Regions from separate parts of the Mus musculus genome. Here region 1 is linked to region 2. The links are chromatin loops, found by intact Hi-C in ENCODE. Cell type or tissue: heart. All regions are shown on one strand. Links, peaks and the distances in the headings refer to the core of each region. The heading gives the core; the rest is flanking DNA.

Evidence for each region. A loop is a pair of places that touch in the nucleus more often than their neighbours do. Peaks named below come from ENCODE experiments on the same cell type or tissue, not always from the same donor. Only the 100,000 strongest peaks of a DNase experiment are listed, where the experiment ranks them.
Region 1: a loop joins it to region 2, with 6 times the contacts of the local background. A loop is called at or near these places in 17 of 42 quality-filtered maps.

What each region holds. Positions count from the first base shown.
Region 1 is chr1:186,709,289-186,716,916 of GRCm38, forward strand. It overlaps a transcript of Tgfb2 not described here. Among named protein-coding and RNA genes, the nearest start is that of Tgfb2, 7.1 kb to the left of the region's middle. In heart, for the core only: a CTCF peak has its summit at 3,715 (motif pointing left); no DNase peak of the experiment used is centred there.
Region 2 is chr1:186,178,029-186,185,656 of GRCm38, forward strand. No RefSeq gene overlaps it. Among named protein-coding and RNA genes, the nearest start is that of Gm35201, 44 kb to the left of the region's middle. In heart, for the core only: a CTCF peak has its summit at 4,737; a DNase peak (open chromatin) is centred at 4,823; H3K4me3 peaks cover 228 bases; H3K27ac peaks cover 1,695 bases.

The sequences.
Region 1 (7,628 bases), core at 1,354-6,353, 530 kb after region 2:
CCACTTCACTGCCCTGACTCCCATTTCATCTGAGTCTATAACTCAGTAACAATGCTTGGTCCACATCATTTTTTTTTCTCTCTCATGATCTGTATGTATTTCAAACAACAAGTTTAACCATGGTCTAACAAGTTCCCAGTAGTTAGACAACAATAAAAAGAACCACAGACATGGCCCGGTCAGTAAAGTCCTTGCGTTGCGAGCATAAGGACCTTAGTTTGGTCCCCAGCACCTACATAAAAGCTAGAAGCAGCAGTGTACTAGTGTAACCCCAGGCCTGGGGAGACAGGAGGCTCCCTGGGGAGCTAGCCAGCTGAATCAGTGAGCTTAGGGCTCAGTGAGAGTCTGGCTTAAAAACTAAGATGGAGGGTGGGAAAAGAGATAGAGTCATCTGACACAAACCTCTGGCCTTGCACAAGCACATGCACATAGGCGTGCATGCAGCATCCTCCCCCCCCCCCACACACATGCACATAGGCGTGCATGCAGCATCCTCCCCCCCCCACACACACACATGCACATAGGCGTGCATGCAGCATCCTCCTCCACACACACACATGCACATAGGCGTGCATGCAGCATCCTCCCCCCCCACACACACACATGCACATAGGCGTGCATGCAGCATCCTCCTCCACACACACACATGCACATAGGCGTGCATGCAGCATCCTCCTCCACACACACACATGCACATAGGCGTGCATGCAGCATCCTCCTCCACACACACACATGCACATAGGCGTGCATGCAGCATCCTCCCCCCCCACACACACATGCACATAGGCGTGCATGCAGCATCCTCCTCCACACACACACATGCACATAGGCGTGCATGCAGCATCCTCCTCCACACACACACATGCACATAGGCGTGCATGCAGCATCCTCCTCCACACACACACATGCACATAGGCGTGCATGCAGCATCCTCCCCCCCCACACACACATGCACATAGGCGTGCATGCAGCATCCTCCCCCCCCACACACACACATGCACATAGGCGTGCATGCAGCATCCTCCTCCACACACACACATGCACATAGGCGTGCATGCAGCATCCTCCTCCACACACACACATGCACATAGGCGTGCATGCAGCATCCTCCTCCACACACACACATGCACATAGGCGTGCATGCAGCATCCTCCCCCCACCACACACACATGCACATATGCGTGCATGCAGCATCCTCTCCCACATACACACACACATGCACATAGGCGTGCATGCAGCATCCTCCCCCCACCACACACACACACACACACACATGCACATAGGCATGTATGCAGCATACTCCCCACACACACACATAGGCATGCATGCAGCATCCTCCCCCACCCCCCCCACACACACACATAGGCGTGCATGCAGCATCCTCCCCCCCAACACACACATGCACATAGGCATACAGGCACCTCTCTCCCTGAACAACAATAATCTATTCTATTTTACTTGATATTTGTACATTGAACTCAGGATGAAGCGATAGGGCAGTGGCAGGGACCATGATGAGGGGGCCTTTAAGAGACCTGTGCTGGTCAGAGAGAGAATGGTTACAAGGTAAGAACAAGGAAGGCCAGCATCCAGGCAGCCTTAAAGAACGAATCACTGTGTGATGACCATGCTCCCAGGCTGGACCACTCACTTGTCCAGTCCGGCTGGAGACAGTTCCGTCAAGAGTGAAGCTGCCTGCCCAGTGACCAAGGTTGCCGCCCCTCTCCAGGTTTTTCTAACATTTAGCAATGCTTCTAATTCCTTGACCCTGGTGAAATCCATCGACTAAGACAGCATTTACCAAGGGCATTGCGCACACGATTGCGCACACGATGCTAATACTGAGATGTGGGGCCCGGACTCTTTCTGGTTTTTTCTGTGGGTTTTGGGTTCGAACTTAGGTGTTCCTGCTTGCGAGACAAGGGCTTTACTGACTGCGCCATCTCCAGAGACCCAAATGGAAGCATTTTTAAGATGCATATGCTGTAGGTGACTGTCACCTTTCCCCTCAGGGGGCTTCAGACTGTGAAGAATTCTACTAGCAAAGTCATCAACCTGTATCTCAAGCAACTCTGCCTTTCTACTACCTCGCTCTGCAGTTTAAAAACATGAAAATAAAGCAGGAAACACAGGGCAACAGTAATTGCATAAAAAAAAGAAAGAAAAAAAGCCTCTCTGTGGTTTGTATGACTGATGGAAAAACTGGTAAATAAGTATTTTAAGAAGCAAAAGTATATGTTAATAACTATTTCTGAAAGTACAGCCAGATAGATGGCTTTGATGCGTAAAACTTGAGAGTCCTGACCACAACTCTCTAGTGACTACTCCAACTCTCAGAAAAGAACGTTAGAGAACTCACAGATTTAATCAAAGTTCTTATTAATGAAATTAGCCACATCATTCACTCATCACACAAACTCAGGCAGCGTGGGAAGAGAATACAACAAATAAACGCACCACGAGCAAGGAGGCAGGGTACCACAGGCTGTCCTGTTAGGGTGAAGCTGCTCTCAAGTCTTCGCCCATAGGAATGGCTCTGGTTTTCTCTCTGGTGGGAAAAGAGGCCACGAGACATCATGCGCGACATCCCCCAGCCTTGTTTATCTCAACATCATTTCACAGCTCCCCTCTGAAAACACTTACTCCACGATTTCAGTAATTCATCTAAAACTACACCACCGCACACAGCAGTGAAGTCTGCAAGAAGCTGTGGGTCACAGGCCAGCCAATCTCCCACGTGGGAAGAAAACAGGTAACAACCATAAGAAAGATGAGGAGGCCAGCAAAAGATGGCTCCGTGGATAAAGCTGCTTGCTCTAGAAGCTAGTGACCTGAGTTCCATGCCTGGAACTCGCACAACTCTATACCGTTGTCCAAGTTGTCCCCTGACCTTCTCACACTCACACACACACACACACACACACACACACACACACACACTATGGATGAACACCCCCCCACACACTAATAATATAAGAAAAATTGGGAGTTAACAGGCATTTCATGCATTTTAGAAAACAAACGAATAATAGATATCCTTAGACATGAGAAACAAGTGTCTCCCTGTCATACTGCAGTAGGGCTGGTGCGATGACTTAACAGGTAACACACACACGTGCCACCAAATCTAGCGACCCAGAGTTCAATTCCCCAGGACCCACACAACACAGCACTCCCATAAGTTGCTGTCTACCCCCCACATACTCAATAATGAACACAATTTTAAAATAAAATTTTCTTTCCTGTTTAACACAACCTGTTGCTTCCACAAGCCAGGGACTCCTGAAAAGTTAACATCAAGTAACTGAGGGAATTGTGTCTCAAAAGGTGTGATCAATATTCCTATTTGTGGTTTTTGAATCTGGTCTGTTATGTGTTTTTAAAAACAAAGGCATCATTAGAGTTCCTAACAAGTGGCAAGCTATCCATCAACCAGAGAAAGAAATCAGCAACCAACCATGTGTCATGGTGACCCGAGTCCCAGCAACTCGGAAACCATCTTACAGATGACCGGTTTTATTTGCTCCTTGGAGAAGCCTCTCTGTCTTAGGATTTTACATTGAGTGGGATCATTAGTGAACAAACTGTTCTAGGGTCAGTTTGGCTATTTGACCAGCTGTAACAATTTAATCAATGCCAGTTACACTCGTGAAAAAAGCAACTACTCAATTTCTGGGGGAGAGAAATTCAATGAGAGCAGAAACTCTGCCACCTGGAGGACATACGTGGTATTTCACAATCTCCAGAAACAGCATGCTCTCAAGCTAGAATATTTTCCTCACAGTTACTGCATCATATTAAAAACCTAGCATGATTAACATTTTTATCTCAAGAATATTTTCTATTACTGCACATAAAATAAAAATGACCGTTTTTAAAGTATGACATTTTAGGAAACATGCTTGGGTCAGGAGCTGGGGATGTGGCTCAGGTAGTAGGGCTTGCTTAGTACCTGGAAAGGCCTGGGTCTGATGCCTACAGAGGATCAAAGGCTATGCCAGTGCACAGGTCTCCTAGCACTGAGGAGATAAAGGTGTGTGTGTGTGTGTGTGTGTGTGTGTGTGTGTGTGTGTGTGTGTGTGTGTGTGTTAAGTTTAGGGCCATCCTCACAATGAGGCCTGAGCTTAATAATATCTCTGCCTTAAAACAAACACAAAGTCCTTAATCAGGGACAATGGGACATCCTTAATTATGTTTGTCACCTGTTACGTCCTAGATGTTAACATTCTAAGCTAAATACAATCTTTTTAAAGCATAACAAAAACACCAGCCACTGTGTTAAGCAAAAATCAGCAGTCCAAGGCAATCCACTGCATCTCAGTACTAAAGGGAGCCACACCAAGTCTGTGGGTGCTAGACAGCACCCAGATAATCAAAATATATAACCCTTTAATTATCAGACATGCTTGGGCAGGACCTTGTAATGGCTTCTCCAGCAACACGCTATGCAATAAACTGGCCTCAGCTATGCAAACACACCCTGGGGGTGAGAGAACTGGAAGCCGCCACTGGCAGGAAGATAGGCATCTCTTGTTGCTTGGTGCCTGAGTTTGTCTTACACTGGCCACACGCTCATGCCACGAGTAGGGCCACTAACTTAAACATGCTTGATCATCTTTCCCCTAAGAGTTCAATTTCTAGAATCTAATTTGCTCTCAGTCATCAGTACCAGTTAACATGGTGGGCATTCCTTATCCACAGGGGACATTTAAAGATGTCTGAGGGGGCTTAGAACTGGAAAGTAACAAGCCCTGTTTATATTCTTTATTCCTATATATACATACCTATGGTTACTATGTATAATTAACTTCAGTATATAATTAGAATAATTACTAAAATATACTGTAATAAATGTACTCTCTCTAAAAGTAGTCCACCATATTACATATCTTTCTGCAACCTCGGTAATTTTCCTAAGACAATAACTTCACCTTTTCAGATAAAGGAAGCCTTTTTACAGCTTCCCTTTGGCACAAACTGCTGGCACCCATTATTGTCCTTTGCGGTCACTGTTAGGGTTACTTGAATATAAGCACTGCAATACAATGACCAACTTGGCTACCCGTGGGCTGGCAGTACTGTGTGGATCCAGTGGCAGGAGGAGGGTCCCTTCCCAGGCAGAGTCATGCATTCTCTCATGCTGCTCACAACAGCGCACAGCTTAAAGCAGGTGAACTACTGACATTTTCCACTCGTGTTTTTAAAACATGGTTTCCATGGGTAATTGAAATTGCAGAAGGTGTCCTCACATGGAAGAGGACTACAATAAACCAAGAAAACAGGTGCCCATTTAAAAATCAGCTTTCACTCCTTAAGGGGCACAGGGAAGCAGGTGAAAAGACAGGAAAGAGTTGGGCTTCTGTGGGCCATGTTCCCCTGGGGTAACTGGTCAACCTGCTGAGACAAAATCTCTTCCCTTCATTTCCTAAGGAGCAAGACTGTGGCATTCCATCAAATAATAGGCTTTTCAATACAGGACTTGTCTTCTCAGACTCTGGAAAGTCAGTCTTATAAAGAATGTCTTTATTAATGTTGAATACATTTAAATTCTCACCTACACCACCCATGACCACATTAGCATCATGGGTATGTTTTTCTTTGTCTTCATTGATCATTTGAAATGGGAAAATATGGAATTTTCAGGTAACATTAACACTCTCAAAAAAAAAAAATCAATGAATTCGTATGTGGTTTTTGATCTATTAAAAACAATTCCAAAGCAGCATTCCTGTGAGTGGTTTCTTGAACTGAAAGGGACATCCGAGGAAGATCAGTAGACTCCTGAGTAGCTGCTGTCGCTTCCTGTCAAGCACGTTAGGGTCATGGTGTCCTGTGCAGCCGGCTGCTCCTCGCCCTGCTGCCCTTGTGGGGGATAACAACACAGTGACCCTCTTGGATCTGAGCCTTTAAGTTGGTTACACGCTCAAGAGAACCCAGTGCTATTGTACAAAGACAAATATTATTGTGCAGATGTTTTGCTTCTACGACCCAGTATTTGGGGATAACTGCTGTGTCTGGCTCCCGACCCGCTGTTTTCAGAGCTGATGTCAGCTCACTGTTTATGTCCATTCCATGGTGGGGTGTGCATTTCTGCCTAAGACTGGTCTGGACCCACAAAGGCAGAGGCAACTGTCTAGTAGCCTGATCAACAGCTGCAAGGCCACCCACGCACACAGGGGACTCAGCTCTCAGCTGTCTCTCTACTATGAGCCCCAGTTAGTCCTGACCCCATACAAATTTGGTGTTCCCACTTTGATGTTTATGAACTGATTGCATTAAAAATGCAGCATGATGACTCCAGGGTTGGAGAAACTGTTATTTATACAAACTGTGGTTAACACCTCATCACTGAAACCGGCTGGGCTAATAACACCCACCGTGTTGTTTGCTGTCCCCCTCAACTCTGTAGCAGTTGCTCTGGCACTGTGTTTGCCAGGGTGCACGGGGACAGGATGGAACCCTTGGAAGCTGAAAGCACTTCCTGAGGCGCTCCTAAGGAGTGACCCTGCCCGAGATGGGACTCTGCAGCAGGGGAGCTCGTGGACTTAAATGGTACCCCATGTCCGTCAGAGCTCAGGAGATGCTCTGTGGTGCACCATGAACCTATTCCTGCAGTGCATGGTGACGAAACTTAGGTACAATGTATTCATCTGAAAAACTCACGCTGAAACCCCAAAACTATTTGTTATTAACAGTGGCCTAATACTTAAGAACAAGAGCTATCATTTATCCTTTAATTATAAGTGTCACACACACACACACACAATTCCAAAATATATCCCCCAAACTGGACAGCTCAATCACTATTAAAACAGTCCTTGCACATACGGGATATGCTACACCGGATAAAGTATGGGACAGACTTGCAAGTTACTGAGTGTTCTGTTGCTGAGATAAACAAACCATCAAGGCCAAAGAAACGCTCAGAGTTTATTTGGGCTTATTGTTCCGGAGGGAAAGGATTCCACAGCGGCAGAGCATACCCTGGTAGCAAGCAGCAGGCATGGCACAGGCAAGGGGGAAAGAGAAGCACAGAATGACAGGAAGCCCCTTCTTGGGGTGCAAGCACTAAGCAGAACGAAGCCCGAGTGCCACACTCCCCCAGCAAGGCTGCACCTCCTAAGCCAAACAGCACGGCCGGCTGAGGGCCAAGTGGCATGTGAGGAAAACTTTCAGTAAAACTAGCACCGAATAGAATTCCAAAATCCACCACTGTTTCAATCACACTAAATACATGTGCTGGGTAACTTTGTTATCTTCAGAGTCAAGACATGCCGAGTAGCTCCATGTATGAAAAGTAAAATTCAAAATGTATTTCTCTTATTTCTACCCATGCTAAAATGGCCAACAGCCATCTCTCTGTGTCAGTGTCCACCAGAGTGCAGGGTGCAGATAGGAAGGCACTGGCATAGGAGAGACAGAAGGTGCCATGCTCACTCAGTCTGCATGTCTGCTGCCCTCAGTGGAAACCAAAGAATTTTCGATGTCTGCTCCTGCTGTGGAGATTAGGTGAGAGACGGTACCTCGTGTAACTGCACCTACATGAAAAGCCATCAGTGCTGACTACCCAAACAATGCTCAGTAGACTACAGGAAAATTCCGAGGCCCCCCTGAGCTAGAATCTACTA
Region 2 (7,628 bases), core at 1,624-6,623:
CTGTTCAGATTAGACATGGGCATTTAACACCACAGTTTCAAGTTGGTCCGAATTTAGACTCACTTCTACCTGTTATTGAACTAGCTTGAGGATGACGAAAGGGCCTTACTAATCTTTGTAGCCCTCAAGACATCTTTGAACCTTTCCAGAAATATAGCATTTGCTAAAGGGATTGACTACCTCATGGGATATTTGTAGGATCCGATAGGAATTTCATAATTTGGGTGCTCAGGAGCTGTTTGCATGCTAAACATAAGTGAGATGTTCATTAAGTCTTGGTGGTTTCTTCATTGGGGGTGGTCTCTGCTAGCTTTACCAGTATTAGCTATGTCTGCATCATAAAAACTATAAGGATTAAATGTGAAGTGACTTAGGGGAGGGGTGAGTCTTGGGCCAGATGACTTAATACTCAAAAAACTAATGTTTGGGCTCAGTGCAGCTGGTCTGACATACAGAGGAGAATGTGTGGAGTGACAGGTAAGGACAGCCAAGAAGGTGAACCATAGTGTAGAAATGAGAATGCTAAAACCTGGTGAGTCTCACAGCTCCATCATTCTGTGCCAAGAGTCTAGGTGAAGAGTGGCAAACTCAAGTCAATCATCAGGATGATTCAAAGCATCCAGATGTGCAGTGTCATCAGCACCATCACTAGCGGGTTTGTGAGGGTCAGGCAGATGTCAGTCTTTCCACACTTCCCTTCCCAGCAAACATTTATATCCAGTTGAGGCCATCTTGAAGTCAAGGCTTCCATGAGAGAAGGTCATGAATGAGCTCTGTGTGCTGAACTGAGGGTGACAGAAGAAAGACTACTCTTTTCTGCCACAGAGGCCCAGAGAGCAACCCAGGAGCCTCAACTTGTTAGAGTTTGGAAATAGCAGCAGAGCTTGTGCATCAGAAATGACCAAGTCACCCTTTTTCAAAAATGAATCGTACCTTGTTCTTTTAGTCCAATGATCTGAAACAGAAACAGAAACAGAAACAAAACAAAAACATGAAATGGGTTTTACTCAGTAATGTAAAGGTGTCAAAAATATAGGAAGGCAGCTATAAGTGAACAGGATGATCTGGAGGGCTCCACGCAGACCTATAATGTGATATTTAAAAACAAGTCTATAGATCAAGCTGAGGACAGAATGGAAATACCATCGGGAATGAGGCCAGAGTCTTCTTTTAGAAACCTGCTTCCTTGTTTAGCTTTTTCCCTAAGACCACAGGCTATAACTTATATGTCCCTTCCAATACACAATAGACTGTTTTGCTTGGCAAAAATATGCATCTTAAGTGAAGAATAGGAGAAAGGGCAAAGGCCCTGGTTGGGCCACTAGCTTATCACTGATCAGAACTTATTTCCAGGTCAGCGTTTAGAATCCTAAGCCAGGCTATGTAACAAGCCAGGCTGGCCTTTCCTGAAGGCCCAATTGTCTCAGCTTCCATAGTCCTGGAACTGAAGGCATCTACTACCATGGCTGGCCAGAATTTTGAGGTTGTATGGAAATTTTATTTTTACTTCTTAAAGAAGGAACAAATTATTCCTCGGAGAAGTTGTAGCACTGGCATTCTATCAGTGTGTAGAGACCAAAACTCTCATATCATCTTTAAGACTTGTCATTTTTCTTGCTTGCTTTTCTGATTGCAGTTATGCTAGCAAGTGTGACCTGATGGGGTGGATTATGGATTTATTTTTCATTTTGTTGGGGAAGGGATCAGTATCTTCTGGCCTCCAACTCAATATTTAGCCAAGGCTGGCCCTGGACTCCTTATTCTCCTGCCTCTAGTCCCTGAGTTATACCACCACATCTGGTTTGCATTTTCTTGATGATTAATGATATTGCATGCGTTTTCATGTATTTGGTAGCCATTTGTGTTTCTTCTCTGAAGGAAAGTCTATAAAACCTTTTGCTACTTTTGAATTGGGCTAGTGTCTTTTTATGAATATATCATGATATTTCTTTATATGTTTTGGTATTAATAAGAGTTTATTAGATATTTGATCTGCTTTGAGTGGTACTAATGTTTTATGCTTGTACTTGCTAGATTCATTTTTGTTTGTTGGTAGTGCTATGGAGTGCACCAGGATCTCAAGTACTCCCTGGTAGCAATCACTTATTGTTATAACTATGTTTTGATTGTGGGTTTTATTTTGTGTGGTACAATATTTTTGCATATAACACATTGGCCTTGAACTTCCAATCCTCTTTCCTCAGCCTCCTGAGTACTGAGATAATGGGTATGCCTCGCCAAACCTGGCAGCTACTATCTTTGAATGAGTGTTCAGGTTGGAAGATCCTTTGGCCTGGTAGAGCATAGCCCTGGCAATCCATCTGGACCAGCTGGTTCTGGATTGGTTCACTCTTAGCCTGAAACAGGTATCATTCCTATTTCTCTTGTTGGCATTGGCCTGAACTGGTCATAACTATCACAGGCGATGGGAGCAACCAAAATTGAACATAAAGGGAGACCCTCATGGATTCATAGGGTTCTTGAAGAAATTAGGCAGATCATGAAAGTGTAAGGGAGGAGAGGCTAGGAGAGGTGAGCAGGGAGAAGAGGTGAACAATGTTTTATTCATAACTATACTGGCTTTGCCCTCAATCTGGCTTTGACCTGTCTTTGAACATACGTTGGATGTGTTATTTGCCATTTCATTCAAATGTTCACTTCTGTTCCACAGTCAAGCACGTGGGTGATCTTTTCATCCAAGGAAATGTAAGCTCAGAGGTTACATAACTCACCAACTGAAGCCTTATTCCTATAAGGACAGAGAGGTAATGAACCTTCCGTTTATATTTTCTCATTATAGATTAATAAAGGAGGATGCAGATATTCAAAGAGGCAAAGCTATCATAACCACAGTCAGACCTGCTGAGCGTAGGCTTTGATCTGTTAATGCCAATCTGTTTGAAGCATCAAAATAGAAAGGGGCAGGGAAGGAAGGGCAAGATTAGGAATCTAAGCCTTTGAAGTGTCTGCCCTGTGAAAGCCATCTGTAAAACTGTAGGCTGCGTCCCTGTCCCATCAAATCAGACATAATCTTAGTTTACTTAAAGAGACCCTGAAGCTGGTAGCTCACTTTACAGATGGCACGCTGTGCTGTGGAAGAGAAGTCTCCCCACAGGTAGGAACCTAGAACCAGTGGAAATTGTTAAAATGCTACTTTAAAGTAAACTCTACTATTGAGACATTTGAAAAAGACACTAAGCCAGTGTTGAATCAGGCTCGGCCCCACTCCAGTCACCCCATGTTGTGCAAAACAGTGGTCCGTGCCCTGCCTTGAGAGAGACTGTTTCACCTGCAGCTTTTGAATCCAGACTGAAGATGAAGGATGATTGCGCACTTCAGTGTACATACAAATGGCTCGCTCTGTCAGCCAATGAGGCACAGGCTGATGAATGATTGGTTCCTGGAAGGAGAAAACATGCTACCATATGTAATTAAGGTACATTGAGATGATCTAAGCACATGAGCTTATTTCAATCATATCAGGAAAGCACCCAGCCTTAGGAAAGAGGAAACTTCCTCACCTGGAACATATAATACTGCCATGTACAGTGGTGACTCTGCTGATCTGTCACCTGATACCTTGTGTGTGCTTTAAAGGGACAACAGGCAGGGAACATTCCAGCATCCCAGGGTCTTCAGCTTGATTTGCCTTCACTGGTGACACAGTCTGTTTTAACTGTTCTCTCTGTTTGCTATTTGTACAGTGTAGAATTCTGCAGTGGTAGCCATGTGTAACCTAACATAAGTTTTATGTCTATATAGTATTGATATATTTACTGTGTAGTGTGTGTGTGTGGTATAATTGCTGTTGTAATGTGTGATCTGAGCTTAGAATAAAAGAACCTATTTCTTCAGCCAGCTACCTGGAGACTTTGGGACTCCTTGACAAATGTTGCCAATAAAACCAACCTAGCTGATTGTTATTTAATAAAGCCCAGCACTGTGAAAAGATACAAATGTGGCTGTGTTTACAAGTCAGCGAGCTCACAGCAGTTCGCCCAGATCTCTCCTTTTCAGAGATGGTGATAAAGCTATATTGACTTCGTAAAACAGATAAAGAAATTGGAGTGAGAAATACAAGATATTGAGTCAGCACAGCCAGGGATCAAGATGTTCCCTGGAGTCTTTTTGTGTGATCACGTCCCATAGCCAAGTTCACTTATCCAAGAGGAACAAGTGATTAGCCAGTTCTTTTTTTCTTTCTTTCTTTCTTTTTTTTTTTTTTTTTAAATGAACTTTGGCACTCAGCAAAATGAATGTGGAAGACATATGGCTGGGTCCTGTGGCCAAAGTCAGAATTGAAAATTTTTCCCTTTCAGGTCGTTGGCAATCTAGCTTGAGAGCCCCTGGCCAGCTAGAGGTTTGTCCTCTCTCTGTCCTGTGTTCTGCTTAGCATTTCTTTGGCTCTTTCTGAATCAGTGAATGATATCTGCCTTTACAGTAGAGAGAAATTTGTCATTTTGAGATTGGTAATATGTCAGCGACTCCATGCCCTACCTACAGCACACGCTAGCTGCAGGGACTGTGGGAGCAGGCACCGTGCCTATCTCCATGTCTACAGGAGTAGACAACAACGTCCTCCCTAACTCCTGACCCCTGCAAAGGGCTTCCCCGAGATGAGAGCTGCGCTACACAGTTATTTATGAGACGTTAACCTTCGATCATTTCCAAGGCACAACAAAGCCTTCTTCTCTGGGTTACTTATTTATTTATGCCAGCATTACAGTACTTCATTATTGCCACAGGGGGAACCGTCGGCTTAATTTTGCTTCGGAGACAGTGCTGCTGAAGTCATTCGGCTAATGATTTATGCCCCGCGTGACTGGGCAGTCGTCTGTGCTTGCTGATTATATCTTGTTTACTGTTTATAACCAGCAGTCATTATGCCACCGAAGGCCCCTGCCAGCTCACCGCGTTTATTTATCCCTGTGGATCTTTAGATACGCTGGTTAGTATAGAAAACTTTTGAATGGTTTAGTATTTTTTAAAAGCCCCAGAAGCTGTGAATTAAACCACTGTGCTCTCTGCCTCACGGGAGAAAGAGTTTGTTGAGAGTGAGCGGTGAACAGCACGCCCCCATCCCCCAGCTCTCCTGCTTGCTTCTGGTTTGATCAGAAAGAAAGCCTGAGTGCTTTTCAGGAATATGGGGCTGTGACTCCGTCATCAGTTTTGGGTTCTGAGATCACAGGTTTTTCCCCTTGGCTGCCGCAGATTTTACCATATTAAGGAAACAGTTTGCTTAGAGAAATGCTGCACGTGTATACAGGTATACAGGCTAGGTTTGGTGGCTGGCAGGACTCACCCATTTAGCCCTGGGGCCAGCCTCTGTGAACAAAACCTTTACAACCAGCCTGCAAGATTTTTTTTTCTTTGTTCTGAGATGCACAGGGCAGATGAACCACATGGACAGGCAGAGAAAGGGACGGTTTGTATAACGTGGCAACATGTTTCCGCACTGGGAGGTGGCGAGGCATCCTTCACTCTGATTTGTGAGACAAATTCCCTCCTCGATGGGCGCTGGAATTCACCAATGAGTCTAAATGGTCTATAAGCCCCAGGCACCTGCCTAGATCTGCTCCTCAGGGCAGAGAATGACACCACACCTGACTTTTCTACTAAGGGGTTGGGGATCTGAACTCTGGTCCTCACGTTTGCCTGGCAAGCTCTTTACCCACTGAGCTATTCTGCTTGCCCTTTGCAACGATCATGTACAAATGCCTGTCTTGACACTGTTCCCACTCAGAGAGAAGGAAGGAAAACCTTACTGTTCTTGTGAGCAGCCGCAGACCAATCTGGATGACTGGTTCTGAACTTAGCTTTCTCCATCGAAGCTGTTGGCTGCCGAACCCTCCCCGCTCCTCCCCCCACTTTCCTTTGCTTTTACTTTTACATAGTTCTCTCTCTCTCTCTCTCTCTCTCTCTCTCTCTCTCTCTCTCTCTCTCTCTCTCTGCCCCTGGAATAGCTTCATATCTCTGCTCCTTAGTCAGCCAGTTCAGCCTGGTCACAGAGCTGCTTTCTCTGTAGACTGGTGATCCAGTTGAACAATGAGTGCTTGCCCAGGGAACTCAGGCACCTCACATTGAACAAAACACAGGGCACAAGGCAAGAGTTGTTTCTGACAACAGGTTTAGATATGAGAATAAAATCCCTCAACTGCTATAATGCATGTGGACAATTCAACCAAAAAAAAAAAAAAATCAGGAATTGAGTACATCAGTTTGTACGTAGAGAGCCAGGGCCAGTCTCTAAGGATGGGAACAAAACTGTTCCCATGTTTCAGTGTTATAATTTGAACATCTGTATATAACTTTAGTCCCAGAGAGTCCCCTGACACTGTCTTCTATATCAAAAACGGCCAGACACAAAAAGGAAATATATGTGATGTGTGTGTGTCTGCACGTGCGTGTGTGTCTTTAAAACACAAACCAAAGAGTAATAACAACTGTTTGATTCTCCTCATGACTCTATTTTCCTCACACAGATGCAAACCTTGAGCATAAATATTTGCAATATTATAACACATGGGGATATGGAAGCCATCTTATTTAGACATCATTTCTCCCTGGAAATACTATTCTGGTTTGTCAGGAGTTTTCGTTCATGTGTGTTTTCATTTAGTCTTATAATTACTCCTTCTAAGAAAGTAAAATGAAACTAACAAATTTTGGTGCAAATTACTCTGAAACGTCATTAAAGAATTTTATCACTATTTTAGAAATGGAATCTTATACAGCTTACCTCAGATAGCTGGCCAATCTTTTCTGCTTTTAAAATTCAAAATGTAACTAAATTACAAGTTATTTCAAAGTCTCTCTCTCTCTCTCTCTCTCTCTCTCTCTCTCTCTCTTTCTCTCTCTCTGCCTCTCTCTCAAACACACAGATACATACACAGATACACACAGACAGACACAAAGATACACAGACACACACAAACACAAAGATACACAAACACAAACACAGACACACACAGAGACACACATACAGACACACACAGACACACACACACACAGAGACAGACAGACACACACACACAAGGCAAAAGCAAGTAAATGAAAGAAATCACCAATATTACTTGGGCACACACCGCTGCGCACTCAGTCTTTCCTTTTCAATTTTTATTGTTTGAAACATTTTTTAAATTTACATATACTTGATCTTACTCTTCCCCTTTCCCAAGTCCCCCAAGATCCTGTCTCACCTAGTACCCACCCAAGTTTAAGTTCAGTTCTTAAACAGAGAGCTCAGGAGTGAAGTCTTCCACGTGGGCAGTCATAGCGGCAGAAAGCCCCCATGGAGCTGTGACTTCCCACAACTCTCTGAAGCCTCAGCATCAAGTGAATAACTTATACCAGCGATGGAACCTCCTTCATCCTAAGGATTTTGGTAGCACAACCCGCAGCTCTTTTCTACCCAAGTAGCAGCTACCCCATGGTCCTCAGACCCTTCTGCAAAGGTGTTTTAGGCATGTGCGAGACTCCATTATTTTATAATTCCAGGCAAGGAGTTAGTATGAGAGACAAAATTATTCACATAACTGTTCAGTTGAGCTTTGTTACCCATGTGTGTGTTTCTTATTGTTATTTTACCAAAGCAGATTTAACTTTAGACCAGCAATTCTTTCTTACCC